2 separate regions of the Homo sapiens genome follow, and region 1 is linked to region 2. A link is an interaction called in ENCODE POLR2A ChIA-PET data of the cell type or tissue named here. Cell type or tissue: Panc1. All regions are shown on one strand. Each heading gives the region's core, and the rest is flanking DNA. Links, peaks and the distances in the headings are about the cores only.

Region 1 (15,729 bases), core at 10,730-15,729, 83 kb after region 2:
CTTTTTTTTTTGGAGACAGAGTCTTGCTCTGTTGCCCAGGCTAGAGTGCAGTGGTACAGTCTTGGCTCACTGCAACCTCCACCTCCCAGGTTCAAGTGATTCTCCTGCCTTAGCCTCCCGAGTATCTGGGATTACAGGCGCCTACCACCATACCCGGCTAGTTTTTGTGTTTTTAGTAGAGACAGGGTTTCACCATGTTGGCCAGGCTGGTCTCGAACTCTTGACCTCAGGACTCCCAAAGTGCTGGGATTACAGGTATGAGCCACCGAGCCTGGCCTCAACTTTTAAAGAAACTGCCTAATGGTTTTCCAGGTTAGCTGTACATCTTACATCCCCACCAGCGATGCCTGAGGGTTCCAGTTTCTTTATATCCTCGACTACACCTGTCAGTATCGTCAGTTTGAGTAATAGCCAGGGTAGTGGGTATGAAGTGGTGTCTCATTGTGAATTTAATTGGCATTTCCCAGCTGGGCATGGTGGCTCATGCCCATAATCCCAGCACTTTGAGAGGTCAAGGAAGGAGGATCCCTTGATCCCAGGAGTTCAAGACCAGCCTGGGCAATATAGGAAGACCCATCTCTATAGAAAATTCAACAATTAGCTGAATGTGGTGGTGGGTGCATCTGTAGTCCCAGCTACTTGGGAGGCTGAAATGGGAGACTCACTTGAGCCCAGGAGGTTGAGGCTGCAGTGAGCCAAGATCGTGCCACTGCACTCCAGCCTGAGCAACAGAGAAGACCATATCTCAAAAAAAAAAAAAAATTGCATTTTCCTAATGACTAATGAAGTGGAGCATCATTTCATGTGCTCATTACTCATTTGTATATGTTCTTTGGTGAAATGTCTACTCAAATCTTTTGTCTTTCTTTCTTTTTTATTTTTATTTTTTTGAGATGGAGTTTCACTCTTGTTGCCCAGGCTGGAGTGCGATGGCGTGATCTCAGCTCACTGCAACCTCTGCCTCCCAGGTTCAAGCGATTCTCCGGCCTCAGCCTCTTGTGTAGCTAGGATTACAGGCTAATTTTTTGTATTTTTAGTAGAGACAGGGTTTCACCATGTTGGCCAGGCTGGTCTTGAACTCCTGACCTCAGGTGATCCACCTGCCTCAGCCTCCCAAAGTGCTGGGATTACAGGCGTGAGCCACTGTGCCCGGCCTTTTGTCCATTTTTTAACTGGTTTATCTCATTGAGTTTTATGAGTTATTTATATATTCTATACACAAGTGCTTTATCAGATATATAATGTGCAAGTACAAAAGTTTTAACTTATGATAATGTCTAATTTATCCAGTTTTTCTTTTATGAATCATAGTTTTTGGTGTTGGATCTAAAAAATCTCTGCTTAACACAAGATCATGAGATTTTCTCCTGTTTTCTTCTCAAAGTTTTATAGTTTTAACTCTTAAATTTAGATGTATGATTAATTTCATGTTGATTCTGGTATGAGGTAATAGTCTAAATTCATCTTTTTGCATATAGATTTCCAGTTGTCCCAGCACCATTTGTTGAAAAGAGTCTTTTTCCCAAGAAAACCCGTAAGTAAAGCCAATGTAAAGAGAATGCCCCTAGCCTCCAGGTCAAAAGGATTCCTTTTTTGTGAACTTTATCAAATAGCTGTAACACAGATACAGTTTTATGTTTTTCCTAGAATTTCTCATAGCTTTAATTTTTCCATTTTGAAAGAGGCGTTTTTCTGTTAGTAACTCATCCAATCCATTTCTTTGGATTTCTTTTTCTTCTTGTAGACATTCTTCCTTTTATAGTATCCTGTTCTTACTCTGTTTAGAACATCTTTGCAAATCTAAGTGTTCCCAGGACTAGCTACATAATTTGCATGGCCCATTGCAAAATGAAAATGCAAGGTCCCTTGTTCAGAAATAATTAAGAATGTTGAGGCCAGGCTCGGTGGCTGAGGCCTGTAATCCTAGCACTTTGGGAGGCTGAGACGGGAGAATCATTTGAGGCCAGGAGTTTGAGACCAACCTGGGCAACATAGTGAGACCCCATCTCCACACACACACACACACACACACACACAAAATTTTTAATTTAAGAGAATGTTGGCCGGGCATGGTGGCTCATGCCTGTAATCCCAGCACTTTGGGAAGCCGAGGTGGGTGGATCACCTGAGGTCAGGAGTTCGAGACCAGCCTGACTAACATGGTGAAACCCTGTCTCAACTAAAAATACAAAAATTAGCCGGGCGTGGTAGTGCGCACCTGTAGTCCCAGCTACTCGGAAGGCTGAGACAGGAGAATCGCTTGAACCCAGAAGTGGAGGTTGCAGTGAGCCAAGATCACGCCACTGCACTCCTGCCTGGGTGACAGAGTAAGACTCCATCTCAAAAAATAAATAAATAAATAAAAATAAATAAATAAAAAGAATGTTGAGGCTGGGAGCAACGGCTCATGCCTGTAATTCCAGCATTTTGAGAGGCTGAGGTGGGCAGATTGCCTGGGGTCAGGAGTTCAAGACCAGCCTGCCCAACATGGTGAAACCCCGTCTCTACTAAAAATATAAAAATTAGCTGGGAATGGTGGCTCATGCCTGTAATCCCAGCACTTTGGGAGGCTGAGGTGGGTGGATCACCTGAGGTCAGGAGTTCAAGACCAGCCTGGCCAACATGGCGAAACCTCGTCTCTACTAAAAATACAAAAATTAGCCTGGCTTGGTGGTTCGTGCCTGTAATCCCAGCTACTCAGGAGGCTGAGGCTGGAGAACCGCTTGAACCCAGGAGGTGGAGATTGCAGTGAGCTGAGATCATTCTGTTGCACTCCAGCCTGGGCAACAAGAGCAAAACTCCATCTCAAAAATAAATAAAAATAAAAATACTAAAATTAGCCAGATGTGGTGGTGGGCGCCTGTAGTCCCAGTTACTCAGGAGGCTGAGGCACGAGAATCACTTGAACCCAGGAGGCGGAGGTTGCAGTGAGCTGAGATTGTGTCATGCACTCCAGCCTGGGCGACAGAGAGAGACTCCATCTCAAAAAAAAAAAAGAAAAGAAAAAGAATGTTGAGATGGCCACAGTGGAGCATTGAAAAGAGGGTGGGCCACATGTGAACGCACAGGTTGCATGCCCATGAAGCCAGTCCTGAGTGTACCAGTTAGGGTTTTTTCTTTTCCTCCATGTTCTTTTGGTCCTGTGAATTGTCTGTTTCCTCTGGGGTCAGTTCACTTTCCTTCTGCTTGTTTACTTAAATGTTTCTCTTTCAGGCTGCTAGTTTTCTTAAACATCTGATGGTCCTTGCTATCCCGCCACTTTTTCAAACAAGAGGCTGGGTGACTGTGGTTTTTTGTTTGCTTGTTTTTAAGTCACTGGTATGACATTTGGGGCTGTTATAAATACAGTCCTTTCCCACTGGCCTCTTGGTCAAGTTGGATGGATGACTGTGAACTCTGTGTTCTGTGGACAGCACTTGTTCATGTTAGCAGGGACAAAAACAGTCTTTGTGCTGGGAGCTCACTCCCGGATGCCAGATGGGGAGGGCTTTACTCAGTAACACCAGCAGCATCCACACTTCCCAGGGGCTGCATGCAATTTTTTTTTCTTTTCTTTTTTTCTTTGAAATGGGGTCTCACTCTGTCACCCAGGCTGGAGCACAGTGGTGTGATCATAGTTCACTGCAGCCTCCACCTCCTGAGCTCAAGCACTCCTCCCACCTCAGCCTCCCGAGTAGCTGGGACTACAGGCGCTTGCAACCATGTCTGGTTAATTTTATATTTTGTAGAGATGGAGGTCTTGCTATGTTGCCCAGGCTGGTCTGGAACTCCTGGCCTCAAGCAATCCCCCTGCCTCATTCTCCCAAAATGTTGGGATTACAGGCATAAGCCACCATGCCTGGCTAAAATAGTTAAAAATTAATAAGGGATGGGAGGCTGAGGCAGGAGAATCGCTTGAACCTGGGAGGCAGAGGTTGCAGTGAGCCGAGATCACGCCACTGCACTCCAGCCTGGGTGACAGGGTGAGACTCCGTCTCAAACAAACAAACAAAAATTAATAAGGGAGAATCGGGTAGAGGAAAGTATCCTGAAGGTATGAAAAGGAAACCATTCTGTGTAAACTTTTTATAAGATTGACAATACCAATACCAGGTGCTGGCAACTGCAATGCATATAGAATTTTTGGGAATGCAGATGGCACAATCATGCTGGAAAACTGCTGGGCATTTTCTTGTAACGTTAAATATACACCTGCCATGTGACTCAAAAATTCTACTCCTAAGTATCTACTCAAGAGCAATGAAAATGGCTGGACACGATGGCTCACTCTTACAATCCCAGCACTTTGGGAAGCCGAGGCAGGCAGATCACTTGAGGTCAGGTGTTTGAGACCAGCCTGGCCAACATGGTGAAACCCTGTCTCTACTAAAAATACAAAAATTAACTAGGTGTGGTGGCGCACACCTGTAATCCCAGCTACTTGGGAGGCTGAGGCAGGAGAACTGCTTGAACCCGGGAGGTGGATGTTGCAGTGAGCCGAGATTGCACCACTGCACTCCAGCCTTGGTGATAGAACAAGACTCTGTCTCCAAAAAAAAAAAGCAAAGAAAACATATGTCCACACAAACACTTGTACATGAATATTCATAGCAGCCTTATTCATAATACCCCTAAGCTGGAAACAACCCAAATGTCCATCATACTGAGTGGATAAACAGGTTGTAGATTATGTGTTCAGTGGACTATTACCCAGCAATAAAAAGGAATAGACTACTGATTGATACACAACAAGTGGATGGGCCAAGCGCGGTGGCTCATGCCTGTAATCCCAGCAATTTGGGAGGCCAAGCTGGGAAGATCGCTGAGCCCAGGAGTTCAAGGCTAGCCTGGGCAACATAGCAAGACCCTGTCTCAAAAAAAATTTAAAAATTAGCCAGGCATGGTGGGGTGCACCTGTGGTCCCAGCTACTTGGGAGGCTGAGATGGGAGGATTGCTTGAGCCTGGGAGGTCATGGCAGCAGTGAGCTATGATGGCGCCACTGCCCTCCAGCCTGGGCAACAGAGTGAGACCCTGCCTCAAAAAAAAAAAAAAAGTATGAGTGAATCACACGGACATTATGCTGAAGGAGAGGACAAATAACCCTAAGCCATGCCTACAACTCAAGGAATATTACAGGCATGAGCCACTGTGCCTGGCCCAGATGACTTCTTCACAAGGAGACACATACTGTGTGTATCAGTCAGGATCCAACCAGGAGACAAACCACACAGTAATTTAAACAGCGATTGTTTAATATACAGAATTGTTAACTATGATAGGGGATTTGAGTAAGAGGAACTGGTTACTAAGAAATAAAGAGAATGCTAACGAATGTAGAAATAGACTGGGCACAATGGCTCACACCTGTAATCCCAGCACTTTGGGAGGCAAGGCAGGTGGATCACGAGGTCAAGAGATCGAGACCATCCTGGCCAACATGGTGAAACCCCGTCCCTACTACAAAAAGTAGCTGGGCGTGGTGGCGTGTGCCTGTAGTCCCAGCTACTCAAGGAGGCTGAGGCAGGAGAATAGTTTGAACCCAGGAGGCAGAGGTTGCGGTGAGCCGAGATCTTGCCACTGCACTCCAGCCTGGGTGACAGAGAGAGACTCCATCTCAAAAAAAAAAGGAAAGAAAAAGAAAAAAGAAAGAAAGAAATAGCAGATACAAGGAGCAGCCACTCCTCCTAAGTCTAAGATAGCCCGAGAAAGATGAGAGCCCCAGGCTGAGACCCCGACCTTGCTGGAGTAGTCTTGGCCATGGCTCACCGAAGGACAAAGGCATCCCTATGGTGCGGCACCAGTAGAATGCGGCAGAAGTCCATTCAGTAAGATGGTGGGGAGAGCAGCTGACAGGGAAGTGTCTCAGCTGAGGTGGGTGCTGCTGACTGCCATATTTCAGGAGCCATGTGCCAGAGAAACTTCCTGACACTAAAGAAACCGCACGCATGTAGGAGTCAGAGGCTGGAGAAGCATGCTCGCTGCAGGAGTAGCTGCCCTGCAGGAGCCAAGTCTGGAAACTGGAAGCCAAACCCTTTCCTCCTACAACGTCTCTCCAGCGCCCTCTACTGAAAAAAACTTAGCATCATGTCAGTCAGCAAAGGAAGAAGATTTAAAGGGCCAAACTCCAATTATTATTTATTTTTTTTTATTTTTTTTTTTTGAGACGAAGTTTCGCTCTTCTTGTCCAGGCAGGAGGCAGGCGTAAGCCACCGTTCCCGGAGCTTTTTTTTTTTTTTTTTTTTTTAACAGCGTCCCTGGGTGGGCTAGAACCAAACTCCAGTTTCGCAGCTTAGAACAATGAGGTCGTAGGTTGATAGCCGACACTCTATATGATTCCATTTACGTGAAATTATAGAAAAGAAAAATTGAATTTATAGTAACAGAAAGAAGCCGGGCACGGTGGCTCACGCCTGTAATCCCAGCACTTTGGGAGGCCGACGCAGGCGGATCACTTGAGCTCAGGAGTTCAAGACCAGCCTGGCCAACATGGTGAAACCCTGTCTCTACTAAAAATACAGAAATTAGCCGGGTGTGGTGGTGCGCACCTGTAATCCCAGCTACTCCGGAGGCTGAAGTAGAAAAAATCTCTTGAACCCGGAAGGCGGAGGTTGCAGTGAGCCGAAATCGCGCCCCTGCACTCCAGCCTGGAGGACAGAGCAATACTACGTCTCAAAAACAAAACAAAACAAAACAGAATAGTAGTTGACTTTGGGTGGGAGTAGGGAGGTTGGCTGGGAAGGGATAAACCTTTTGGGGCAATAGAAATGTTCCATATCGGCTGGGAGCGGTGGCTCACACCTGTAATCGCAGCACTTTGGGAGGCCGAGTTGGGTGGATCACCTGAGGTCAGGAGTTTGAGACCAGCCTAGCTAACATGTGAAATCCCATCACTACTGAAAATATAAAAATTAGCTGGGTGTGGTGGCGCACGCTTGTAATCTCAGCTACTTGGGAAGCTGAGGCGGAAGGATTGCTTGAACTTGGGAGGAAGAGATTGCAGTGAGCTGAGATCATGCTACTGCACTCCAGCCTGGGTGACAGAGTAAGACGCCATCTCAAAAAAAAAAAGATTTAAAATCAATTGAAATAAAATTGCTACATTTTAAACAGATACAATTAATAAAACTTAACTAATAAAGTAAAAATAATACTTTATAAAATGAACACAGTTAATTGAGGCTGCTGCTGTGTTAGTAAAACCCGTTCAATACAATGAACCTTGAAGATGAAAGTATATTATCTGGGCCATGCGCAGTGGCTCACGCCTGTAATCCCAACACTTTAGGAGGCCAAGGCGGGAGGATCACTTGAGGTCAGGAGTTCGAGACCAGACTGGCCAACACAGTGAAACCCCGTCTCTACTAAAAATACAAAAAATCAGCCTGGCGTGGTGGTGCGCACCTGTGATCCCAGTTACTCAGAAGGCTGAGGCAGGAGAATTGCTTGAACTTGGGAGGCGGAGGTTGCAGTGAGCGGAGATCATGCCGTTGCACTCCAGCCTGGGCGACAGAGCAAGACTCCATATCAAAAAAAAAAAAAAAGTGGCCGGGTGCAGGGGCTCATGCCTGTAGTCCCAGCACTTTGGGAGGCCGAGGCAGGTGGTTCACCTGAGGTCAGGAGTTCAAGACCAGCCTGGCCAACATGTGAAACCCTGTCTTCACTAAAAATACAAAAATTAGCCGGTGTGGGTGGCACGCACCTGTAATCCCAGCTACTCGAGAGGCTGAGGCAGGAGAATCCCTTGAATCTGGGAGGCGGAGGTTACAGTGAGCCGAGATCGTGCCACTGCACTCTAGCCTGGGGGACAGAGCGAGACTCTGTCTCAAAAAAAAGATATTATTTGGTTTGTTTCCGAAAGTAGCTGGACAGACCAGGTGAAAATAGAGAGAAATGTCTAAGGAGCGCCAGCTGTTCGGGTCTCCTCACTTCAGCTGCTAGACTAGGATGGAAGAAGCCTCAGATGACCCAGCCCCATCCACCATCTGACGGCAAAGGCACAAGTTCCCTAAGTGAGGACCGCATAGCTGATCCCAGTCCCCAGAGCCATAAAAAAAAAAAAGGAATAATGGCTTATTATAAATATACTCTGGCAAAATTATACTCTGGACAGACCAAAAACAAACTGGTATCATGATTCACAGAGGTATTTTTTGTGCAGAATTTTCCAGTCAGTATAAAAAGGTCTCTGGCCTCAAAAAAACTATACAATTTGAGAATCTGCTGAGGAGATACTTATAAGCTAACTCTTAATCATTTTCACAGATTCTTCTATTTTAAAATAGTAACATCTTTTGTTTGATGGCTTTGAGGAAAGTTTTTGGACATCTTTTTGTTCCTTTCCATGGACTGCCATATCTGTTTTTCTTGTTTTCATCATTTTTAGCAAACGTTGAGGGTTTTGGGTATGTGTTCTGTTTTGGTAGTGGTGGTGGTGTTTTTTATTTGTTTGTTTTTGGAGACAGAGTCTCACTCTGTCACCCAGGCTGGAATGCAGTAGTGCAATCATAGCTCACTGTACCCTTGAACTCCTGGCCACAAGCAATCCTCTCACCTCAGCCTCCCGAGTATGTGGTACTACAAGTGTACACCACCAGGTCCAGCTAATTTTTTAATGTTTACTTTTTTAGAGATGGGGTTTCACTGTGTTGCCCAGGCTGGTCTCGAACCCCCGGGTTCAAGCGATCCTCCCACCTCAGCCTCCCAAAGTGCTGGGATGACATGCATAAGCCATGGTACCCAGCTCATTTTTAGCAAACCTTTTATAGAAAGTGCACAAATTGCACAGCCTAATGAATCCCAGCACTTTGGGAGGCCAAGGTGGGCTGATCACAAGGTCAAGAGTTCGAGACCAGCCTGGCCAACATGGTGAAATCCCGTCTCTACTAAAAAAAAAAAAATACAAAAATTAGCTAGGCATGGTGGCGTGTGCCTGTAATCCCAGCTACTCTGGAGGCTGAGGCAGGACAATTGCTTGAATCCAGGAGGTGGAGATTGCAGTGGGCCGAGATTGGGCCATTGCACTCCAGCCTGGGCAACAGAGGAAGACTCTGTCTCAAAAAAAAAAAAAGAAAGAAAGAAAGAAAGAAAGACAGGCAGAGGCTGCATACTCTTTTATGATCCAGCCTCAGAAATCCCTTAGCAGGCCGGGCACAGTGGCTCCTACCTATAATCCCAGCACTTTGGGAGGCCAAGGCGACAGGATCACTTGAGCCCAGGAAGAGACCAGCCTGGGCAACATAGGGAGACCCCTCACTTCTAGAAAAAAAAAATATAAAACAAACGAAGCTGGGCATGGTGGCATGTGTCTGCAGTCCCATCTACTCAGGAGGCTGAGTTGGGAGGATCGCTTGAGCCCAGGAGTTCGAGGCTTCAGTGAGCCATAATCACGCCACTACACTCCAACCAGGCGACAGAGTGAGACTTTGTCTCTTAAAAAGAGAGAGAAAGAGAGAGAGAATGAAATCCCTTAGCAATGTCCCTTCTGCAGTGCTCTGAAAGTTGAGGCAGTTGCAAAAGCCTGCACGTGCCCAGGGGAGGAATGTGGACCCCACAGCTTCACGAGCAGTGGTGAACTGAAAAAGCGTGTCAGATAGGAAATGTTCTCATAGCCACTTTTGAAAAATACAGTCTGCTGTAGTAGCATCCTGGGTCCCTTTGGGTAGCTGAGTACCAATAGCATTCCCCGGTCACTCTGACAGCCAGTAACCTTCCTCCAAACACACACTCTCCCAAAAACCCTGGAAGCAGGCAATACTAGGCCCTACTTGTCCTATTGTGACCCAGCTAGTAGTTGGCATTCAATCTTGCAGTGGGTACTTTTCAACCTTTCCCAAAATTGGCCAGAAGCCCCTCTCAGGCTTATTCTCCAAAATAAGCCTGTCTTTGACTGTTGAGCCACTTTTCGTGTTTCTTTCCTCTTTCCTTTTTTTTTTTTTTTTTTTTTTGAGACAGTTTCACTCTTGTTGCCCAGGCTAGAGTGCAGTGGCACAATCTCAGCTTACCACAATCTCCACCTCCTGGGTTCAAGGGATTCTCCCACTAGTCTCCCAAGTAGCTGGGACTACAGGAGCATGCCACCACACCTGGCTAATTTTGTATTTTTAGTAGAGACGGGTTTCACCATGTTGGCTAGGCTGCTCTCAAACCCCTAACCTCAGGTGATCCACCCACCTTGGTCTCCCAAAGTGCTGAGATTACAGGCATGAGCCACTGTGACTGGCCACAAACTTTTTTTTTTTTTTTTTTGAGGCAGGATCTCACTCTATTGCCTGGGCTGGAATACAGTGGCCCCTTCACGATTCACCACAGCCTCAACCTCCCTGGCTCAGGTGATCCTTCTCCCCTCAGCTCCCAAGTAGCTGGGACTACAGGTGCATGACACTATGCCTGACTAATTTTTTTGTATTTCTTTTGTAGAGAGAGGGTTTCGTCATGTTGCCTAGGCTGGTCTTGGACTCCTGGGCTCAAGCAATCCTCCCGCCTCCACCTCCCAAAGTGCTGGAATTACAGGCGTAAGCCACCACACTGGGGCCCCATACAAGCATTTAATATGGTTTGTGTGGATAGCTGAGGGCTCATTCAGTACATTTCTTGAACATCTCTGCTCCTTGGTGAAGTCTGGCTGCCCTTGTTGGGCGAGGGGCCTACCCCTAGCCCCAGAGATCCTCCTTTTGCCAGTGGGAACACACTCCTAAGAAGAACAGGAACTGCCGGGCGCAGTGGCTCAAGTCTGTAATCCCAGCACTTTGGGAGGCCTAGGCGGGCGGATCACAAGGTCAGGCATTCAAGACCAGCCTGGCCAACATGGTGAAACCCTGTCTCTACTAAAAATACAAAAGTTAGCCAGGCGTGGTGGCAGGTGCCTGTAATCCCAGCTACCCGGGAGGCTGAGGCAGAGAATCGCTTGAACCCGGGAGGCGGAGGTTGCAGTGAGCCGAGATCATGCAACTGCACTCCAGCCTGGGCGACAGAGTGAGACTCCGTCTCAAAAAAACAAAAAAGAAGAAGAGTGGGAACTAAGAACTCCTCCTAAGAAGAACTCCAGGAAACTAAACTCTGGTGCACATCACACCCATGCCAGGCAGACTGGTAGACTTGTTTATAAACCTAGGGAATTTATTTATTTATTTTTGAGACAGAGTCGCTCTGTCACCCAGGCTGAAGTGCAGTGAGTGATGTGATCTCTGCTCGCTGCAACCTCCACCTCGCGGGTTCAAGCGCCGGGCCTCAGTGAACTATTAATGCAACTCAGAACCACCTGGAGAAAAGCACAGCTTGGTCTTTGTAAAGTCTGTCTCCACAGCTTCATTCTTTCTGCGGTAGGAATAAAGATGATGTCAGAGGCTGGGCATGGTGGCTCACACCTGTGAAAATTAATATTAATATTTTAAAAATTAATGTGAAACACTAAATTATGTTAGTTGCCATTATTATGACACATCATTTTTAAAAAGTGACAGCAACTATTTTATTTATTTATTTATTTTGAGGCAGAGTCTCGCTGTGTGCAGTGGCATGATCTTGGCTCACTGCAACCTCCACCTCCCAGGTTCAAGCGATTCTGCTGCCTCAGCCTCCTGAGTAGCTGGGATTACAGGCTCCCACCACCATGCCTGGCTAATTTTTGTATTTTTAGTAGAGACAGGTTTCACCATGTTGGCCAGGCTGGTCTTGAACTCCTGACCTCAAGTGATCCACCCACCTCCGCCTCCCAAAATGCTGGGATTACAGGCATGAGCCACTGTGCCTGGCTGACAGCAACTATTTTAGCTGTGACATTTTCATTTAGTGGCATTTATTGGCCCTTATTAAGCCACGGTGCTGAGCATTTAAGCTGGATCAGCTCATGAATTCTATCATCTTGTTTAATGGGCAAAACTCTCCTTTGAGGATGCCCTTGGTTAAGAGGCTTTAATGATCTAATGCTTGTTATCTTCATGTGCCCAATAAGTGCTCAATTCATGTCAGCTATTGTCATTTTTAAACAAATTAAGGTTTTACTTAAAAAAAAGAAATAAGCCTGTGTCAGGCAAGTAGTCCATGAATGTAGCAAAAATTCCTGACATCATCTTTTTTTTTTTTTTTTGAGACAGAGTCTCAGTCTATCGCCCAGGCTGGAGTGCAGAGGCACGATCTCAGCTCACTGCAACCTCCACCTCCCGGGTTCAAGTGATTCTCCTGCCTCAGCCTCCTGAGTAGCTGGGATTACAGGTGCCCACCACCACGCTCCGCTACTTTTTGTATTTTTTGTAGAGATGGGGTTTCGCCATGTTGCCCAGGCTGGTCTTGAACTCCCGACCTCAGGTGATCCGCTCACCTAAGCCTCCCAAAGTGCTGGGATTACAGGTGTGAGCCACCATGCCTGGACTAATATTAAATTAATATCACTCTTATTTAGGAGCCTACAGGGGCTTTTCCTAAGTGCTTTAAAATACTCATTTCATCCTCACAACAGCCCTATGATGGAGGCACCGTTAGCAGCCCCATTTTCAGAAAGGGAAACTGAGGTATAAAGAGATTAAGTGACTTGCCATTGGTCATATAATTTATAGCAAGAAGTGGAGCTGGAGCCGAGCACAGTGGCTCACACCTATAATCCCAGCACTTTGGGAGGCCAAGGCAGCAGGATCCTTTGAGCCCAAGAGTTTAAGACCAGCCTGGGCAACATGGTGAAACCCTGTCTCTACTAACGATACAAAAATAAGCAGGGCCTGGTGGCACGCACCTGTAGTCCCAGCTAATCAGGAGGCTGAGGCACGAGAATCACTTGAACCTGGGAGCCAGAGGTTGCAGTGAGCTGAGATTGTGCCACTGCACTCCAGTCTGGGTGACAGAGGGAGACTCTGTCTCAAAAAAAAAAAAAAAAAGAAAGAAAGAAAATGTTTTAGAAAGAATGGAAGCAGAAAATACTGGGTAGACAGCTCTTTTGAGAAGTTTTACCACAAAGAGAAACAAAGACGCTGCATGCGGTGACTCATGCCTCTAATCCCAGCAGTTTGGGAGGCTGAGGTGGGAGGATCACTTGAGCCTGGGAGGTTGAGGCTGCAGTGAGCCATGATCACACCACTGCACTCCCACCCGAGTGAAGAAGCAAGACCCTGTCTCAAAAATAAAAATAAAAGGCCAGTTGCAGTGGCTCACGCCTGTGATCCCAGCACTTTGGGAGGCCAAGGCGGGCGGATCATGAGGTCAGGAGATCGAGACCATCCTGGCTAACATGGTGAAACCCCGTCTCTACTAAAAATACAAAAAAATTAGCTGGGCATGGTGGTGGGCGCCTGTAGTCTCAGTTACCCGGGAGGCTGAGGCAGGAGAATGGCGTGAACCCAGGAGGCGGAGCTTGCAGTGAGCCGACATCGCACCACTGCATTCCAGGCTGGGCAACAGAGCAAGACTCCGTCTCAAAAATAATAATAATAATAATAATAATAATAATAATAATAATAATAATAATAAAATAACACATTGTCAGGGCAGGCGCAGTGGCTCACGCCTGTTAATCCCAACACCTTGGGAGGCTGAGGTGGGCGGATCACCTGAGGTCAGGAGTTTGAGAACAGCCTGGCCAACATGGTGAAACCCTGTCTCTACTAAAAATATAAAAATTAGCCAGGTGTGGTGGCGGGCGCCTATAATCCCAGCTACTCAGGAGGCTGAGGCAGGAGAATTGCTTAAACCTGGGAGGTGAAGGCTGCAGTGAGCTGAGATCGCGCCACTGCACTCCAGCCTGGGCAACAAGAGTGAAACTCTGTCTCAAAAAAAAAAAAAAAAAACACATTCTCGGCCCGGCGCAGTGGCTCACACCTGTAATCCTAGCACTTTGGGAGGCTGAGGCAGGTGGATTACCTGAGTTCGGGAGTTCGAGACCAGCCTGGCCAACATGGTGAAACCCTGTCTCTACTAAAAATATAAAAATTAGCCAGGCGTGGTGGCAGAGGCCTGTAATCCCAGCTACTTGGGAGGCTGAGGTAGGAGAATCGCTTGAACCCAGGAGGTGGAGGTTGCAGTGAGCTGAAATCGCGCCACTGCACTCCAGCCTAGGCCACAGATCGAGACTCCATCTCAAAAAAGTAAATAAATAAAAAATAACACATTCTCTGCACACACCCTTGCCCACTTTGGCTTCCTCCTGCATGAGACCCTGGTTAAATCCAGCCTTCCTCTCTGCCGTGCCTGCACCCACACAGCTTGAGTGAGCTAAAAAACAACACAGCCCCCTGGCCAGGCTAATTTCAAGTCTGTGAACTTGACCCTCAGGCGGACCCCAATGCTGCCTGGCAGCCATATGACATTTCTCTGATCCCCTCCTTCCTCCTGTCTTCTAGACAACTAATTCACACCTTTTCCCTTCTCCTCTAATCCTTTCCAACACCTCCTCCCCCCCTTTCACTCTCCCTTGGCTTCTTATTTTGCAGAGAAAATGCAAGAGATGAGAAGTGAACTTCCACAGCCACCCCCGCCTCTACCACCTACCTGCACCCTTGCCCACACCCGTTCTCCTGCTGTGACTGTCCCATCACCTGCTCCCACCTTCCCGCCCACTTCCAGCCACCGTCCCTGGTTCTCACCTCTCTCTGCTGCTCATTCAGTTTCCCCCATGCACTGGATCTCCTGTTAGCCCACACAGCATCCTGTCTCCCATCTCAAAACAAACCCTCTCTCTTTTTTTGTTTTTGTTTTTGTTTTGTTTTGAGACAGGGTCTCACTTTGCCGCCCAGGCTGGAGTGCAGTGGTGCGATCTCAGCTCATTGCAACCTCTGCCTCCTGGGTTCAAGCAATTCTCCTGCCTTGGCCTCCCGAGTAGCTGGGATTACAGGTGCGCCACCACACCCAGCTAATTTTTGTATTTTTAGTAGAGATGGGGTTTCACTATGTTAGCCAGGCTGGTCTCAAACTACTGACCTCAAGTGATCTGCCCACCTCAGCCTCCCAAAGTGCTGGGATTACAGGTGTGAGCTACCGTGCCCAGCCCAAACCCTCTCTTGACTTCACCTCCCCTTCTAGCTACAGCCCCACTTTTTTTGCTATTCTTTTTATTTTATTTAGAGACAGGGTCTCGCTTTGTTGCCCAGGCTGGAGTACAGTGGCATAATCATAGCTCACTGCAGCCTCCAACTCCCGGGCTCCAGCGATCATCCCACCTTAACCTCTGGAGTAGGTGGGACTACAGGTGTGCACCACCACACCCGGCTAATTTTTTCATTTTATTTTTTGTACAGGTGGAGTATCGCTGTGTTGCCCAGGCTGATCTCAAACTCCTGGCCTCAAGCAGTCCTCCCACCTTGCCCTCCCAAAGTGCTGGAATTACAGGCATGAGCCAGCGTGCCAGGTCAAGAATGTTTTTAATGATTAACCATGGAATTTAAGCTGGCTAAGGAAGAAATGAGGGCATGGGAGGGTGAGGGGGAGTAAAATATGAAAGGGACAACGGATGGGAGATCACAGTGGGTTGGAAGGATCATGCGAGTGGGGCACTGGAGGGAATGAGGTGGAAAGAAAAAGTGATGGGTGGAGAGTGAGTGTGAGATTGAGGTTCTGAAGAGGCTGCTGTTATTCAAACAAGGTCTGGGTTTGACCACGAGAGGGAGATGTTGGGGAAGGAAAAAGTCACTAGAGAGAGGTCAGGGAACAGAGAGGTTGGGGCTGCGGAAGAACTATCTGGTTATAGAAATCACTGAGAATGATGCTAAGAGCAGCGGGAGCGGCCGTGAGCCCAGAGCTAAAATTAGGGAGAAGAGAGGAGTCATGAT
Region 2 (16,354 bases), core at 11,249-16,248:
AGGCTAGTTACTTAGTAAACTTGGATTTACAATAAGGCAATGCCCCTTTATTTTATTTTATTTTATTTATTATTGTTATTTCTTTTGAGACAGAGTCTCACTTTGTTGCCCAGGCTGGAGTGCAGCAGCCTGATCTCCACCCACTGCAACCTCTGCCTCCCGGGCTCAAGCAGTCCTCCTGCCTCAGCCTCCCCCAGTAGCTGGGATCACAGATGTGTGCCACCATGCCCAGCTAATTTTTGTATTTTTCTGTAAAGATAGGATTTTACCATGTTGCCCAGGCTGATCTTGAACTCCTGAGCTCAAGCGATCTGCTTGCCTTGGCCTCCCAAAGTACTGGGATTACAGGCGTGAGCCACCGTCCCTGGCAGGCAATGTCCTTTTAGAAAGGAGCTGTTTTTTTCCCTTGCCATCTGCAAAGATTCCTTTATTTCTCCCACAGAAACTAGTATTCATGGCCTGTAACTCCTGCTGCCAGGAAAAGAGACATCAAGCTCTTGAAGAACTGGCCAGTTTCTTCTCCATAATGGGCAAATTGTGCCTCTCCCCTCCCAGGGTTTTCGAGACCGTGACTCCACAACATGATGGGCACCCGATGCTCTCCGGTCAGCTACAGCTGGGCTCCAGGAGGGACAGACACGTGGTCACTGTATTTGCTTTGCTTATTCTCACAGGTTGCAGGGATATTGAAGGCTAAGACAAGGTCAGTGTTGAAGGACTCTAGGGGCCAGGCACGATGGCTCACGCCTGTAATCCCAGCACTTTGGGAGGCTGAGGCAAGAGGATCGCTTGAGCCCAGGAGTTTGAGATCAGCCTGCGTGACATAGTGAGACCTCAGCTCTAAAAATAAAATTGTAAAAAGTTTTAAAAATCTTGGCTGGGTGTGGTGGCTCATGCCTGTAATCCCAGCACTTTGGGAGGCCGAGGCAGGTGGATCACTTCAGGTCAGGAGTTTGAGACCAGCCTGGCCAACACAGGGAAACGCCATGTCTACTAAAAATACAGAAAAATTAGCCAGGCGTGGTGGCATGCACCTGCAGTCTCAGCTACTCGGGAGGCTGAGGTGAAAGAATTGCTTAAACCTGGGAGGCCAAGGCTTAGGTGAACTGCGATCGCTCCGCCTGGGTGACAGAGTGAAACCCTGTCTAAAAAAAAAAGAAAAAAAAGGCTTTTTGAATGCGGGGATGGTGGCCTAAAGACAGACTTGGGTGGAAGGTGTGTGGTTCTACATTTCCACCAGGAAATTCCAAATATGATCATTTAACATGACCAGAAAAGTTCTTGCTCACATTACTCTGGTTAAAACTTTTTGGGGCCAGGCGCGGTGGCTCACACCTGTAATCCCAGCACTTTGAGAGGCCGAGGCAGGTAGACCATGAGGTCAAGAGTTTGAGACCAATCTGGCCAACATGGTGAAACCCCATCTCTACTAAGAATACAAAATTAGCCGGGCGTGGTGGTGCACGCCTGTAATCCCAGCTACATGGGAGGCTGAGGCAGGAGAATCACTTGAACCTGGGAGGCAGAGGTTGCAGTGAGCCGAGATCACACCACTGCACTCCAGCCTGGTGACAGAGCGAGACTCTGTCTCAGAAAACAAACAGACAAACAAACAAACAAACAAAAACTTGCTTTTGGCTGGGTGCAGTGGCTCACGTCTGTAATCCCAGTACTTTGGGAGGCAGAGGCTGGAGGATTGCTTGAGACCAGAAGTTCGAGGCCGGCCTGGGCAACAGAACAAGACCTCACCACTGCTAAAAAATATTTGAAAAATTTTTAAAAGACACTGAGGCAGAAGAATTGTTTGAACCCGGGAGGCAGAGGTTGCAGTGAGCCAAGATCGTGCCACTGCACTCCAGTCTGGGTGACAGAGTAAAACTCCATCTCAAAAATAAATAAATAAATAAATAAATAAATAAAAGACTTGCATTTGATCCTTTTGTAGTTCGTAAACTTGATGATTGGGTTTTCATGCTCTTAAGTGAGATGCGTGAAATGGTTTGGCTGTGTCCCCACCCAAATCTCATCTTGAATTGTAGCTCCCATGATTCCCATGTGTTGTGGGAGGGACCCAGTGGGAGATGATGGAATCATCGAGGCGGTTTCTCCCATACTGTTCTCTTGGTAGTGCATAAGTTTCACGAGATCTGATGGGTTTTTTTTTTTTTTTTGAGATGGAGTCTCGCTCTTTCACCCAGGCTGGAGTGCAGTGGCGCGATCTCAGCTCACTGCAAGCTCTGCCTCCCGGGTTCACGCCATTCTCCTGCCTCAGCCTCCCTAGCAGCTGGGACTACAGGCGCCTACCACCACGCCCAGCTAATTTTTTTGTATTTTTAGTAGAGACGGGGTTTCACTGTGTTTGCCAGGATGATCTCGATCTTCTGACCTCGTGATCCGCCCGCCTCGGCCTCCCAAAGTGCTGGGATTACAGGCGTGAGCCACCGTGCCCGGCGGATCTGATGGTTTTGTAAGGGTTTCTCCCCTTTCACTTGGTTCTTATTCTCTCTCTTCTCTGCTGCCATATAAGACGTGCTCTTTGCCTTCCACCATGATTGTGAGGCCTCCCCAGACACTTGGAACTGTCAGTCCATTAAACCTCTTTTTCTTTATAAATTACCCAGTCTCAGGTGTGTCTTTATCAGCAGCGTGAAAACGGAGTAATACAATGCGCCTCCCTTTTAAGCCTTCTTATGACATCAGCACATTACTGTCTGACAAGAAGAATAAAGATTGGCATTGGCATTTGTGTTTGTCATCCACTCAGCCCAAGAAAACCTCTGACGAAGTCACCAGAAGCCGGTATTCATGGATGTCACAACAGATGAAGCAGCCTCCTGGGGCAGTGTCATGAGGAACGATGTGACCAGTGTTAAACAGATAGCCATAGAGATCAGCAGAGGTGGCCAGGCGCGGTGGCTCATACCTGTAATCCCAGCACTTTGGGAGGCTGAGGTGGACAGATCACCTGAGGTCAGGAGTTCGAGACCATCCTGGTCAACATGGTGAAACCCCGTCTCTACTAAAAATACCAAAATTAGCGGGCATGGTGGCGCATGCCTATAGTCCCAGCTACTTGGGAGGCTGAGGCAGGAGAATCACTTGAACCCAGGAGGCGGAGGTTGCAGTGAGCCAAGATCACACCACTGCACTCCAGCCGGGCGACAGAGCAAGACTCTGTCTCAAAAAAAAAAAAAGATCAGCAGAAGCAAGGATGTTGAGTGTAACAGCAATGCTGCCTCTTTTGCATGCTGAGGGATATTAAATTAGCCCAAAATGACACAGGATGACAAAAAAGGGACATGAGGAGATGGTACCTGGACGCTTTGGTGGATTTCACGGTGGTGGGTTCAACAAAAAGCAAATACCTAAGTACCTCTTCTCTGTGCATTATTCTCTATCACTGATAAATCACTATACCTCACTTAGGTCCATGAATTTTGTAACAAATTTTTCTTTTTTTAAAATTTTCCTTTTTTTAGGGTGCTGGTAATCCCAGCACTTTGGGAAGCCAAGGTGGGCAGATCCCTGGAGCCCAGAAGTTCCAGACTAGCCTGGGCAACATGGCTAAACCCTGTCTCTAGTCAAAAAAGAAAAAAGAAATTAAATTGCTTTTTCCCTTTTTTAAAAAAATAGAGATGGGCTCTCTACATGTTGCCCAGGCTGGTCTCAAGCTCCTGACCTGAAAGGATCCTCCCACCTCATCCTCCCAAAGTGCTGGGATTACAGGCGTGAGTCACCACACCTGGCCACATCTTTCAATCAAACTGTTTCTATAGACAAGGACTTCACAAAAAACATCGCCTGATATCCTGAACGTGTTCTGTGTGGCCCAGCATCCCATGCCCAATTCTTCAGCAAATCCTGTGGGCACCCTCAAATCTATCCAGAATTAGCCACTTCTCCTGGCTCCTATGCCCCGGTCCTGGGCTGGTCCACCCTCCTGTCTCACCTGTCTCTGAGCAGCATCCTTCTTTCTCTGTTCCTTACTTCCTCCTGTCCCCCCACACAAGAAAAACAAATCCAGTTTCTCCTGCTGTATTCTCACAACACAGAATACTTCAGGGACTCTGGGTGTATAGGGGGGTTTTCTGTCCCACACCAAGCAATTTGACAGCAGACACCACTTGGGTGTTTTCTCATTCAGTTCAGTTCTGACACTCACTGGGTGTGGTGGCTCATGCCTGTAATCCCAGCACTTAGGAAGGCCAAGACGGGCGGCTCACTTGAGGTCAGGAGTTTGAGACCAGCCTGGGCAACATAGCAAGATCGTGGCTCTACAAAATAATTAATTAATTAAAAAAATTTCAGGCCAGGTGCTGTGGCTCACTGCTGTAATCCTAGCACTTTGGGAGGCCAAGGCAGGAGGATCGGCTGAGCTCAGGAGTTCAAGACCAGCCTCGGCAAAATAGTGAGAACCCGTCTTTGTTAGGTTTTGAAGCGATGGTGAGGGTTAAAGAAAGATACACAGAAAGAAGGGGGGGCTGGACATCAAATACAGGCTTTATGTCCAGCATAAAACTTACAGAAGTGGGGGACCAGCCTAATGCCAGAGCCCATCACTGCTTACAGGCTGGGGCAATTTATAGGTATGGGTGGGAGGGGTCTGGGCAGTATGGCTTGCTGCCCAGCAGGATATTGATAAGACGCTCCCATGATAAGGCAGTTCTGGCCCTTGTTCCAGTAGGATATCATCATGGTGTTCCTTGGACTTTTGTCCAGCAAGATATGATAAGGATGTTTCTTTTTTTTTTTTTTTTTCTTGAGATGGAGTCTAGCTCTGTCACCCAGGCTGGAGTGCAGAGGCATGATCTCAGCTCACTGAAACCTCCACCTCCCAGGTTCAAGCAATTCGCCTGCCTCAGCCTCTCGAGTAGCTGGGACTACAGGTGCACACCACCATGTCCAGCTAATTTTTGTATTTTTAGTAGAGACGGAGTTTTACGATGTTGGCCAGGCTGGTCTTGAACTCCTGACCTCAAGCGATCCTTCTGCCTCGGCCTCCCACCGAGCCACCACGCCCAGCCAATTGTACATATATCTTATTGTAAATCACAATATCACAATGCCTGAATCAGATAACATCCCTACTTCAAACCCTCCCATGGCTGCATCTCACTCAGAGGAAAAGTAAGTTCCTACCACAGACCACAAAGCCCCCACAGTCTGCCCCCATCACCTCTCAAAGTGCATTTCCTACCAATCTCCCCTTGGCTCTAGCCCCATGGCCTTCTTGTCCCTTGCTCCTGCCTCATGGGCTTTGCACTTGCTGTTCTCTATTCTAAGAGCACTCCTTCCCCAGATAGTGATCTTGATGCTGGACAGGAAAGCATCAAAATTGGGGCTTAGCCTGGGAGGGTTCTTGTCTTCACCCAGGAAGGAATTCAAGGATGAGCCCGTGGTGTTTGACAACAATCTTTCATAGAACAGTGCTGCTCCTTGCAGAACAGAACCGGCTCATAGGCAGTGCACCCAGAGTAGACAACATATGAGCTGTTGGCAACTATTTACACTCACTTCTACCCACTTTCAGTTACATGCAAATTAGGGGGTGGGTTAATGCAAATTGAGAGGGTGGGTCATTTAGAACTGTGTGAAATGGGAGATAACTTCCTGGTAGAAAAGGGGCGGTAACTTCCAGGTCGTTGCCATGGCATTTGTAAACTGTCATGCTCTGGTGGGAGTGTCTTATGCTAATAGACAATGAGAGCAGCTAGGGATTGCTGCCTAGGGGTCGGCTGGTTCCTGCCAGTTTCTTTACTTCATCCCGTCTGGACCAGATCCTGTTTTGGTCAGCAAGATTGTGACCAGAAAACAAGTCCTGCTGGTCTCCTACCTCAGTCTGGCTTAATCCTTTATCCCCGCCAGATCTCAGCTCAAACGTCAGCTTCTCAGAGAGGCCTTCCCTGGGTGCCCTGCCTGAAACTTACAACTCCCTCCCCCTCTTCCTACCACCTCCCTGGCTTAGTTTGCTTTCTGCCTCCATAGCACTTACCACCCTTGTAGGTTCTACTTATTTACATCCTTCCTTACTGCCTGTTTTATGCTATAGAACATCAGTTCCTGGATAGCAGACATTTTACCCCTCTCTTTCACTGTTGTGTCCCCAGTGCCTAACCCAAAGCCTGGCAAAAAGCTGGTGCTCAGCAAATGCTTGTGGAATGTGAGGGAGGATGGCACTTCCTCGCAGGGCCATGGTTTCATTTTAACTAGCTTCTGTGTGGGGCTGCCACGTGAGGACAGTTACGGGCCATGTCAGGAAATCATTGCCTGGCTATGGGAATAAAGGTGACAGCCCACGTTTAATTCAGGAAGAAATTTTTTTTTTTTTTTTTGAGATGGAGTCTCGCTCTTGTCACCCGGGCTGGAGTGCAATGGCATGATCTAGGCTCACTGCAACCTCTGCCTCCTGGGTTCAAGCGATTCTCCTGCCTCAGCCTCCCAAGTAGCTGGGATTACAGGCGCCTGCCACCACACCTGGCTAAGTTTTGTATTTTAGTAGAGACGGGGTCTCACCGTGTTGGCCAGGCTGGTCTCAAACTCCTGACCTTAGGTGATCTACCCGCTTTGGCCTCCCAAAGTGCAGGGATTGCAGGAGTGAGCCACTGCACCTGACTTTCTACTTCTGATTTCTTTTTTCCTTTTTTTTTTTTTTTAATGGGGTCTTGCTATGTTACTGAGGCTGGTCTCGAACTCACAGGCTCAAGTGATCCCCTTGCCTCAGCCTCCCAAGTACCTGGAATTACAGGCACACACCACCGCATCCTGCTGCCAGCTGGAAATATTTGATGGGCAGAACTAATGACTTCAAAAGTCCTTATTTCCTTCTGCCTCATCTGTTCTTGCTTCAAAGGTCAGCTCAGCCTTGCTGGGAAGACTCTCCTCTCCCATAAATGATATACATTGGGTTATTTTCTCCTTTTTCTACATATTGTTGTTCCAAAATTATTACACTGTATAGCATTGTTTTATGTGCTTTTTGTTTTGTGTTTTGAGACAGAGTCTTGCTCTTTTGCCCAGGCAGGAGTGCAGTAGCATGATCTTGGCTCACAGCAGCCTCAACCTTCTGGGCTCAAGCAATCCTCTCGCCTCTAGCTGAGACTACAGGCACATGCCACCATGCCTGGCTGATTTTTATATTTTTTTGTAGACAGGGGGTCTTGCTATTTTGCTCAGGCTGGTCTCAAACTCCTGGCCTCAAGCAATCTTCCCTCCTCAGCCTCCCAAAGTGCTGGCATTACAGATGTGAGCCTCTGTGCCTGGCCAAGGTTGTGGTTTTTGCAGTCTTTTGTGATAGTTTTATAATCAGCCACACAAGTGTGAGAACCCTCTCTTCATGGCCTTCCCCAGCTCTGTTTTTCAGGGTTTTCTTAATATTAGTGACTCCATAGTGACTCTGACAACTTTCACCTTTCCCCTTTTTGATTAAGATCTTTCTCCAAAAGCATCACTGATTGATCATCCTGTATTTGGGTTTTGATGTATCTTGATGCTGTGATGTACCTGTCCCAATTGCTGATCTCAATGCATATTGTGGGGGAGTGACTGGTGTCTAGAAGTCAGTATCAAAACCCTATCAACCCCTCTCCTTTTTTTTTTTTTCTTTTTTTGAGACAGTCTCACTCACTCTGTCGCCCAGGCTGGAGTACAGTCGCGTAATCTTGGCTCACTGCAACCTCCATCACCCAGGTTCAAGCGATGCTCCTGCCTCAGCCTTGTGTAGCTGGGATTACAGGAGCACATCACCACACCTGGCTAATTTTTGCAATTTTAGTAGAGATGGGGTTTCACCATGTTGGCCAGGCTGGTCTCGAACTCCTGACCTCAAGCGGTCCGCCCGCTTCGGCCTCCCAAAGTGCTGGGATTACAGACATGAGCCACTGCGCCCAGCCTCAAAACCCTTTTAATCTAAAGCCTGAGAAGGAACTGAAAAAAACAACATATTTGAACAACAAGGGAAGTGTGACGGGAGTGGCTCTCAGACTAAGTTTTCATGGTGTCCGTTATTAAGTTCAGTTTTATCTGTTCTGTAGTCTTTTATTAACATCTCAAAATGTTAGGCCAACATTATTTTGTTAGGAGTTGTACTTAATGCAAAAATTTAACAACATACAAAGTTGTTTTGTTTGGTTTTGTGTTTTGTTTTTTAGACACAGGATCTTGCTTTGTTGCCCAAGCTGGAGTGCAGTGGTATGATCCTAGCTCACTGCAGCATCCAACTCCTGGGCCCAAGTGATCCTCCTGCTCACCTGCCAGGTAGCCAGGACTACAGGCCCATGCCACTATACCTAGCTAATTTTCTTTTTTCTTTCTAGCGATGGGGCCTGGCTGTGTCGCTTAAGCTGGTCTCGAACTCCTGGCCTCAGGCAATCTTCCCACCTCAGCCCCACAAAGTGCTCGAATTACACATACAGGGTTTTAAAATGGAGAAATACAAAGTAAAATTAGTAGTAATATGAAAATTCCACTCTTCATAATGCTTTCAGACAACTTCATAGGCTTACAGAATGAATTGAATGAATCAAAAGGCCTTAGGAAATTAGGTGAGACCAACTGTAACCAAGTGATCTGTTTTCTTCTTTTATGTATATGGATCTCAACTTTTCCCGGAAGAACTGGCCTGTACTACAGGTACAGCATGTAGTATTAGCAATAGCGCAGACATGTCTTAGTTAACCAATGGATACTAAAGGATTTCTTAAGTTAGGTTTTGTTAAGTTGCCAATGGAAGCTATTGGTCATGAAATTTCAACTACATCATTATCCTGCCAAATGAAAAAGATAGCATTGAGGGGGTACAAATCTTATTATGAGTTAGTCTTCTTCCAAATGTCTTGGGAAAAGCTGTCTGCAGTGTGAAAACATCAACTTCTGATTTTCACTTTGTGTGTCTTTGGTCATGATGTCAGACAGTTTGGTGAGCTTTTGTGTGGCCCATACATTGGGCACAAAGTTTGTTCCTTAAAATTGGTCTCATTTCAGCGTATAGGGCTTTGGAAACAGAGCAGCTTTTACTTTATTTATTTATTTATTTAGACAGAATTTTTTCTGTTACCCAGGCTGGAGTGCAGCAGCGCAATCTCAGCTCACTGCAACCTCCACCTTCCAGGTTCAAGCAGTTCTCGTGTCTCAGCCTCCCGAATAGCTGGGTCTACAGGTACATGCCACCAAGCCTGGGTAATTTTTGTATTTTTATTAGAGATGGGGTTTCACTGTGTTGGCCAGGCTGGTCTCGAACTCCCAATATCAAGTGATCTGCCCACCTCGGCCTCCCAAAACGCTGGGATTACAGGCGTGAGCCACCTCGCCCATCCAGCCGTTGCTTTTAGTCAGAGAGTTGTAGCAATATATTGGAGGAAGTCAGGAGAATTCAGGAACTCGTCCAGTCTATAGGTAGATAACAAGAACTTAAAAACAGTGCACAGGGCTGCAATCTATTAATAGGTATATTATAGTTTTTCTTTAGAAATGTAACTTTTTCTCTCCACATTTATCATATAGGAATCTCAGATTTAGAAACCTCTTGAGGCTCAGAAGCCAAACCAAGGCAGACTTTAGATTTTACCAACAGGTTCTTAAGGTTCTTGGGCCTGCCAGAAAGGGGCCATTTTTACTCATTCATTGTAAGACTGGGAACTCTTGAAGCCAGGCATTTATGTATATTTTAAAATATAATACTTCAGGCCAGGCATGGTGGCTCACACCTGTAACCACAGCACTCTGGGAGGCCAAGGTGAGTGGATCATCTGAGGTCAGGAGCTCGAGACCAGCCTGGCCAACATGGTGAAACCCTGTCTCTACTAAAAATACAAAAAAAAAAAAAAATTAGCTGGGCATGGTGGTGCACACCAGTGATCCCAGCACTCGGGAGGCTAAGGCAGGACAATCACTTGAACCTGGGAGGCAGAGGTTGCAGTGAGCTGAGATCGTGCCACTGCACTCCAGCCTGGGCAACAGAGTGAAACTTGGTCTCAATAAATAAATTAATTAATTAATTAATTAAAATAAAATATGACACTTCAGTCAAAGCCTTGGTGATATAGCCAGTGTTTTCTATTATATCTTGCTTATAAAGAAAGGGCAGACTTTTTCTGAACTTATGTAAATAAAAATAAGAATACTCACGAAGAGTTTCCAGATTTTGGAGGAATCAAGTGAGGAGAAAAAGCAAATGCTTTCACCTTTTGTTGTTGTTGCTGTTGTTTTTGGAGGAGTCTGGCTCTATCACCTGTTACCCAGGCTGTAGTGCAATGGCAAAGTCTTGGCTCACTGCAACCTCTGTCTCCTGGGTTCAAGCAATTCTCCTGCCTCAGCCTCCCAAGTAGCTGGGATTACAGGTGTGTCCCACCATGCCTGGCTCATTTTTGTATTTTTAATAGGGACAGGGTTTCACCATGTTGGCCAGGTTGGTCTCGAACTCCTGACCTCAAGTGATCTGCCTGCCTCGGCCTCCCAAAGTGCTGGGATTACAGCCATGAGCCACCACGCCTGGCCAAGACCTGATGGTTTTATAAGGGGCTTTTCCCCTTTTGCTCAGCACTTCTCTCTCCTGCTGCCCTGTGAAGAGGGGCATGTTGATTCCCCTTTTGCCATGATTGTAAGTTTCTTGAGGCCTGCCCAGCCATGCTGAAGAACTGTGAGTCAATTAAACCTCTTTCCTTTATAAATTATCCAGTCTTGGGTATTTATTCATAGCAACTTGAGAACGGACTAATACAGTAACCTTAAATTTTAGTGAAAACCTGGGAAGCAAGAAATATTGCATTGCCTGTCACATATGAGTATTTTATAAACGAAAATCATTTAATAACTTTACAAACATGTTTTCCCATAATTTTCGTGTATTAATAGACTCCAAAATATTTAGTTTTTATAATTATAAGAAGCCAGCTGGAGCTGGGCATGGTGGCTCATGCCTGTAATCCCAGCACTTTGGGAGGCTGAGGTGAGTGGGTCACTTGAGGTCAGGAGTTTGAGACCACTCTGGCCAACATGGTGAAACCGCATCTCTACTAAAAATACGAAAATTAGCCCAGCACGGTGGTGGGTGCCTATAATCCCAGCTACTTGGGAGGCTGAGGCAGGAAAATCTCTTGAACCCAGGAGGTAGAGGTTGTAGTGAGCTGAGATCATGCCACTGAACTCCAGCCTGGGAGACAGAGCGAGTCTCCATCACAAGAAAAAGAAGAAGAAGAGAAAAAGAAGCTAGCTGGGCACAGTGACTCATGCCTATATCCTAGCAATTTAGAAGGCCAAAGCAGACAGAACACTTGAGCCCAGGAGTTCAAGACCAGCCTGGGCAACATAGCAAAACTTTGTCTCTGCAAAAAATAAAAAACTTAGCTAGGCATGGTGGTGCACACCTATAGTTCCAGGTACTTGGGAGGCTCAGCTGGAGGATCACCTGAGCCCAGGGAGATTGAGGCTGCAGTGTGAACCTAATTAACAAACAGAGAGAGGTTCTATAAAAGAAGAGATGTTTGCACCAGGCACGTTGGCTCACACCTGTAATCCCAGCACTTTGGGAGGCTGAGGTGGGCGGATCACCTGAGGTCAGGAGTTCAAGACTAGCCTGATCAACATGGTGAAATCCCATCTCTACTAAAAATACAAAAAAAAATAGTTGGGTGTGGTGGTGGGCGCCTGTAATCCCAGCCACTCAGGAGGCCAAGGCAGGAGAATCACTTGAACTGGGGAGGCAAAGGTTGCAGTGAGCCGAGATTGCGCCACTGCACTCCAGCCTGGGCAACAGAGCCAGATTCCATCTCAAAAAAAAAGAGAGAAAAGATGTTTGTTTGGGAATACAGCACTGCAATGAGAATCTGCATGCCATAGTGAACTATGTGCAGATTCAGGAAGGTAAAGGAAGACAAAGGCTCTTACAAGAAAAAATGAGGAGTACATAATTGTTTTGAAATAATTATCCTTGACTACAAAGATCAAAATCGAGGGTGATGCCCGTTCGAGGTCAGACAGGCAGCTCTTCCACGGAGGGCTTTGTAGAACCATTTTTTGTGTAAAGTTGTAATGCCCTTTGGGCAAGTTTATGGTTTCTGTAGAGTCTTTTGTAATCATTTTTGTTATCAGGCGTATAAACATGAGAACTCTGTCTTTATGGCGTTCCCTGGCTCTATTTGTCAAGGTTTTCTTTTTCTTTTTTTTTTTTGAGATGGAGTCTTGCTCTGTCAACCAGGCTGGAGTGCAGTGTGACGCCATCTCGGCTTACTGTAACCTCCATCTCCTGGGTTCAAGCGATTCTCCTGTCTCAGCCTCCTGAGTAGCTGGGACTACAGGTGTGCACCACCATGCCTGGCTAATTTTTGTATGTTTAGTAGAGATGGGGTTTCGCCATGTTGGCCAGGCTGGTCTCAAACTCCTGACCTCAAATGATCCACCTCCCCTTCAGCCTCCCAAAGTGCTGGGAATAAGGCATGAGCCACTACGCCCGGCCTACCCAGGAAAGAATTCAAGGGCAATCCAGAGGTAGAAGAAACAGCTTTATTGAAGTGGCAGTGTCACAGCTCGGTGGTCGCTACTGCAGAGCAGGGCTATTCATAGGCAGGCAGTAGCAGCCCAGGGCAGTTCCACAGTCATATTTATACCCACTTTTAATTTTGCATGCAGATTAAGGGGCGTTTCATGCAGAAATTTCTAGGGAAGGAGGAGTAATCATTGGGTCATTGCTGTGGAAAGGGGCAGTAACTCGTGGTGTTGCCATGGCGATAGTAAATTGACATGGCACACTGGTGGGCCTGTCTCATAGAAAGCCGTTTCCGGCTGAGCGCAGTGGCTCACACCTGTAATCCCAGCACTTTGGGAGGCCCAGGTGAGTGGATCACCTGAGGTCTGGAGTTCGAGACCAGCCTGGCCAACATGGTGAAACCCCGTCTCTACTAAAAATACAAAATTAGGCAGGTGTGGTGGGGTGCGCCTGTAATCCCAGCTACTCGGGAGGCTGAGGCAGGAGAATCGCTTGCACCTGGGAGGCAGAGGTTGGAGTGAGCTGAGCTTGTACCACTGCACTCCAGCCTGGCCGACAGAGCAAGACTCTGTCTTAATAATAATAATAATAATAATAATAATAATAATAATAATAATAATAGAAAGCTGGCCGGGCGCCGTGGCTCGCGCCTGTAATCCCATAACTTTGGGAGGCTGAGGCGGGCGAATTGCGAGGTCAGGAGATGGAGACCATCCTGGCTAACACGGTGAAACCCAGTCTCTACTAAAAACACAAAAAATTAGCCGAGCGTGGTGGCACATGACTGTAGTCCCAGCTACTCGAGGGGCTGAGGTAGGAAAATCGCTTGAACCTGGGAGGCGGAGGTTGCAGTGAGCCGACCAACTCCAGCCCGGCAACAGAGCGAGACTCCATCTCAAATAAATAAATAAATACATAAATAAATAAAACTGCTTCCCACCCTCCTGCTGTCCTCCACCGCCCTGTTCTACCAAGTCCTCAGTCTGATCTGGTGTCCAAGCCACGCCTCTGGAGTCGAGTCCCGCCTCCTACCTCACTCTAATCCTGTTAACAATGGCCTCCAGGGAGAGCTGTAGTCCAGAAAGCCGCATTGGTGGAACCTCTAACACCCTTGGAATTAGTCGTGCAGCCCACTTCTCTGTTCCCGGAGGTCCATGACATTTCTACTTCTGCAAACTGGACCAGCAGGACTTTCCCCAGCTTCCCACCCACACCCCTAGCAGAGAGAGAAGACTGCAGCCCCCACTCACGTTTGCTTTGCATCAGTGTTGCTCAACCTCATCAGAGCCAGTGCTCCCGATGTATAGCAAATAATTTCTTACCTTGAAATGAAACACTTAGATAATAAAACCTAGCTCCAAAATGCCCTAACTATAAGGTAAAGGGGAAATAAAAGGAGAGAAATTTAAGTTAGCAGAGCCTGGTGGCGTGTGCCTGCAATCCCAGCTACTCGGGAGGCTGAGGAAGGAGAATCACTTGAAGCCAGGAGGCGGAGGTTGCAGTGAGCCGAGATCGTGCCACTGCACTCCAGCCTGGGCAACAGAACGAGACTCCATCTCAAAAAAAAAAAAATGTGTATCAACATGCAAGGGATGTTTGGCTTGATTCCTGTAAGATTCAGCTACTCAATGCTTCGTCCTGGGAGCATAGGCTTTGGCATCTTCTGGGAGTTTGTTACAAATGTGGGCCTGATGATTTGGAATCCCCAGGGGGTTTGGTATATCTCTAGAACATTTCCCCCTCTGTGTGGAGTCTCTGAAGCAACAGCTCCATAAAACCCACAGCTGGCCCTCCTGAATTAAGAGATTTCCTGGTTTGCTGAACTGAAGAACAACTCTGCTTTATCCATTACAAGGAAGGTAATTTTGAAAGTGCCAATCCGTTTTTTTGTTCTCTGTTTCTGCTTTCCTCAGCCCTTTTCTGGCTATAAAGTATAGGGACAAGGCCAGTGTGATGGCTCACACCTGTAATCCCAGCACTTTGGGAGACCAAGGCAGGAGGATCACTTGAGGCCAAGAGTTTGAGATGAGACTGGATGGACATTGTAGCAAGACCCCATCTCTGCAAAAAAAATTTTAAAATTACCCAGACATGGTGGGACTATAGCTGTGCCTATAATCCCATGTATTCGAGAGGCTGAGATGGGAGGATCACTTGAGGCTGGGAGGTCACAGCTGCAGTGACCTGACTCATGCCTGCAATCCCAGCACTTTGAGAGGCTGAGGTGGGAGGATGGCTTGAGCCTGGGAGGTCAAGTCTGCAGTGAGCCAGGATCACACCACTGCACTCCAAACTGGGTGACAGAGTGAGACTTCATCTCAAAAGAACTTTATAAAATTTTTAACAAGTGAAGGGACAAGTGAAACTTTCCATCCACCGTCTCTGAAGGCTTGATAATTTGAGTCTCTGAAATAAACTTGACAGTAGACAAATGAACTAGAGAAAAGGCACACAAATCCATTATGTGCACACACAGAGAAACCCCACAAAGTATGAGATTCAAAGAAGGTCCAGATGGTTGAAGCTTAAATAGCATTTTGAGATACAGAAATAGATAGGGGCTAGGAGGCTTCTGGACCATGGTGGTGACAAGCTAAGGTAGGGTGAAGGGCAGAACTGCACTAAGAACAAAGGTCATCTTATTTGCAGATAAAGTCTCTCAGGTAGCAGCCCTCAGAGAGATGGGTGAATCCTGTCTGGGTGTGGTGTCTTTGGGGTGGACACCAAGAGTCTTGCCCTTGGGAGGAGAACCAGGGACTGGAAAAGGACACTGACTTTTCAGTATCTGCCCTTTTGACCTACTTGGAATTTTTTTTTTTTTTTTTTTTTTTTTGAGATGGAGTCTTGCTCTGTCACCCAGGTTACAGTGCAGTGGCTCAATCTCAACTTACTCCAACCTCCGCTTCCCAGGTTTGAGCGATTCTCCTGCCTCAGCCTCCTGAGTAGCTGGGACTATAGGTGTGTGCCACCACACCCAGCTAATTTTTTTATTTTAAGTAGAGATGGGGTTTCACCACGTTGGCCAGGCTGGTCTCGAACTCCTGACCTCAAGTGATCTGCCTGCCTCGGCCTCCAAAAGTGCTGGGATTACAGGCATCAGCCACAGTCCCTGGCCAACCTACTCAAACTTTTTAAACCTTTTAACTGTTAAAAAAAAAATCAGGCCAGGTGCAGTGGTTCATGCCTGTAATCCCAGCACTTTGGGAGGCCAAGGCGGGAGGATCACCTGAGGTCAGGAGTTTGAGATCAAGCCATTGCATTCCAGCCTGGATGACAAAGTGAAAAAAGTTTTTAAAAAAGTCAAATACTTGAGTCATCATATCTCATTATCAACAAGATTCCCACTGCTTATATATTACATTAAAACTAATATATTAGTTTTAGTGGGCACAGTTGCTCATGCCTATAATCCCAGCACTTGGGGAGGTGGAGGCGAGAGGACCACTTGAGCTCAGGAGTTTGAGACCACCCTGGGCAACAGCAAGACCTTGTCTCTCCTTTAGTCCCAGCTACCCCAGAGGCTAAGGCAGGAGGATGGCTTGACTCCAGGAGTTTGAGGCTAAAGTGAGCTACGACAGAGTGAGACCTGGTCTCAAATATATATATATAAACAGTTTTTTTTAGACAAATTTTCACTCTTGTCGCCCAGGCTGGAGTGCAATGGTGGGATCTCAGCTCACTGCAACCTGTGCCTCCTGGGTTCAAGTGATTCTTCTGCCTTAGCCTCCTGAGTAGCTGGGACTACAAGTGCGCACCACCATGCCCACCTAATTTTTTTTTTTTTTTTTTTTGGTATTTTTAGTAGAGTTGGGGTTTCACCATATTGGCCAGGCTGGTCTCGAACTCCTGGCCTCGTGATCTGCCACCTCGGCCTCC

The links. Peaks named below come from ENCODE experiments on the same cell type or tissue, not always from the same donor. Only the 100,000 strongest peaks of a DNase experiment are listed, where the experiment ranks them.
Region 1: POLR2A ChIA-PET joins it to region 2 with 5 read pairs; 8 of 35 experiments call an interaction of 5 or more read pairs at or near these places.

What each region holds. Positions count from the first base shown.
Region 1 is chr19:38,952,602-38,968,330 of GRCh38, reverse strand. The region is part of intron 1 of FBXO17 (F-box protein 17); the gene reads left to right. Among named protein-coding and RNA genes, the nearest start is that of FBXO17, 15 kb to the left of the region's middle. RefSeq lists a silencer at 15,228-15,522. In Panc1, for the core only: no CTCF peak of the experiment used is centred there; no DNase peak of the experiment used is centred there.
Region 2 is chr19:39,035,547-39,051,900 of GRCh38, reverse strand. It overlaps the pseudogene LOC124904801. Among named protein-coding and RNA genes, the nearest start is that of FBXO27, 11 kb to the right of the region's middle. In Panc1, for the core only: no CTCF peak of the experiment used is centred there; a DNase peak (open chromatin) is centred at 13,501; H3K4me3 peaks cover 476 bases; H3K27ac peaks cover 1,757 bases.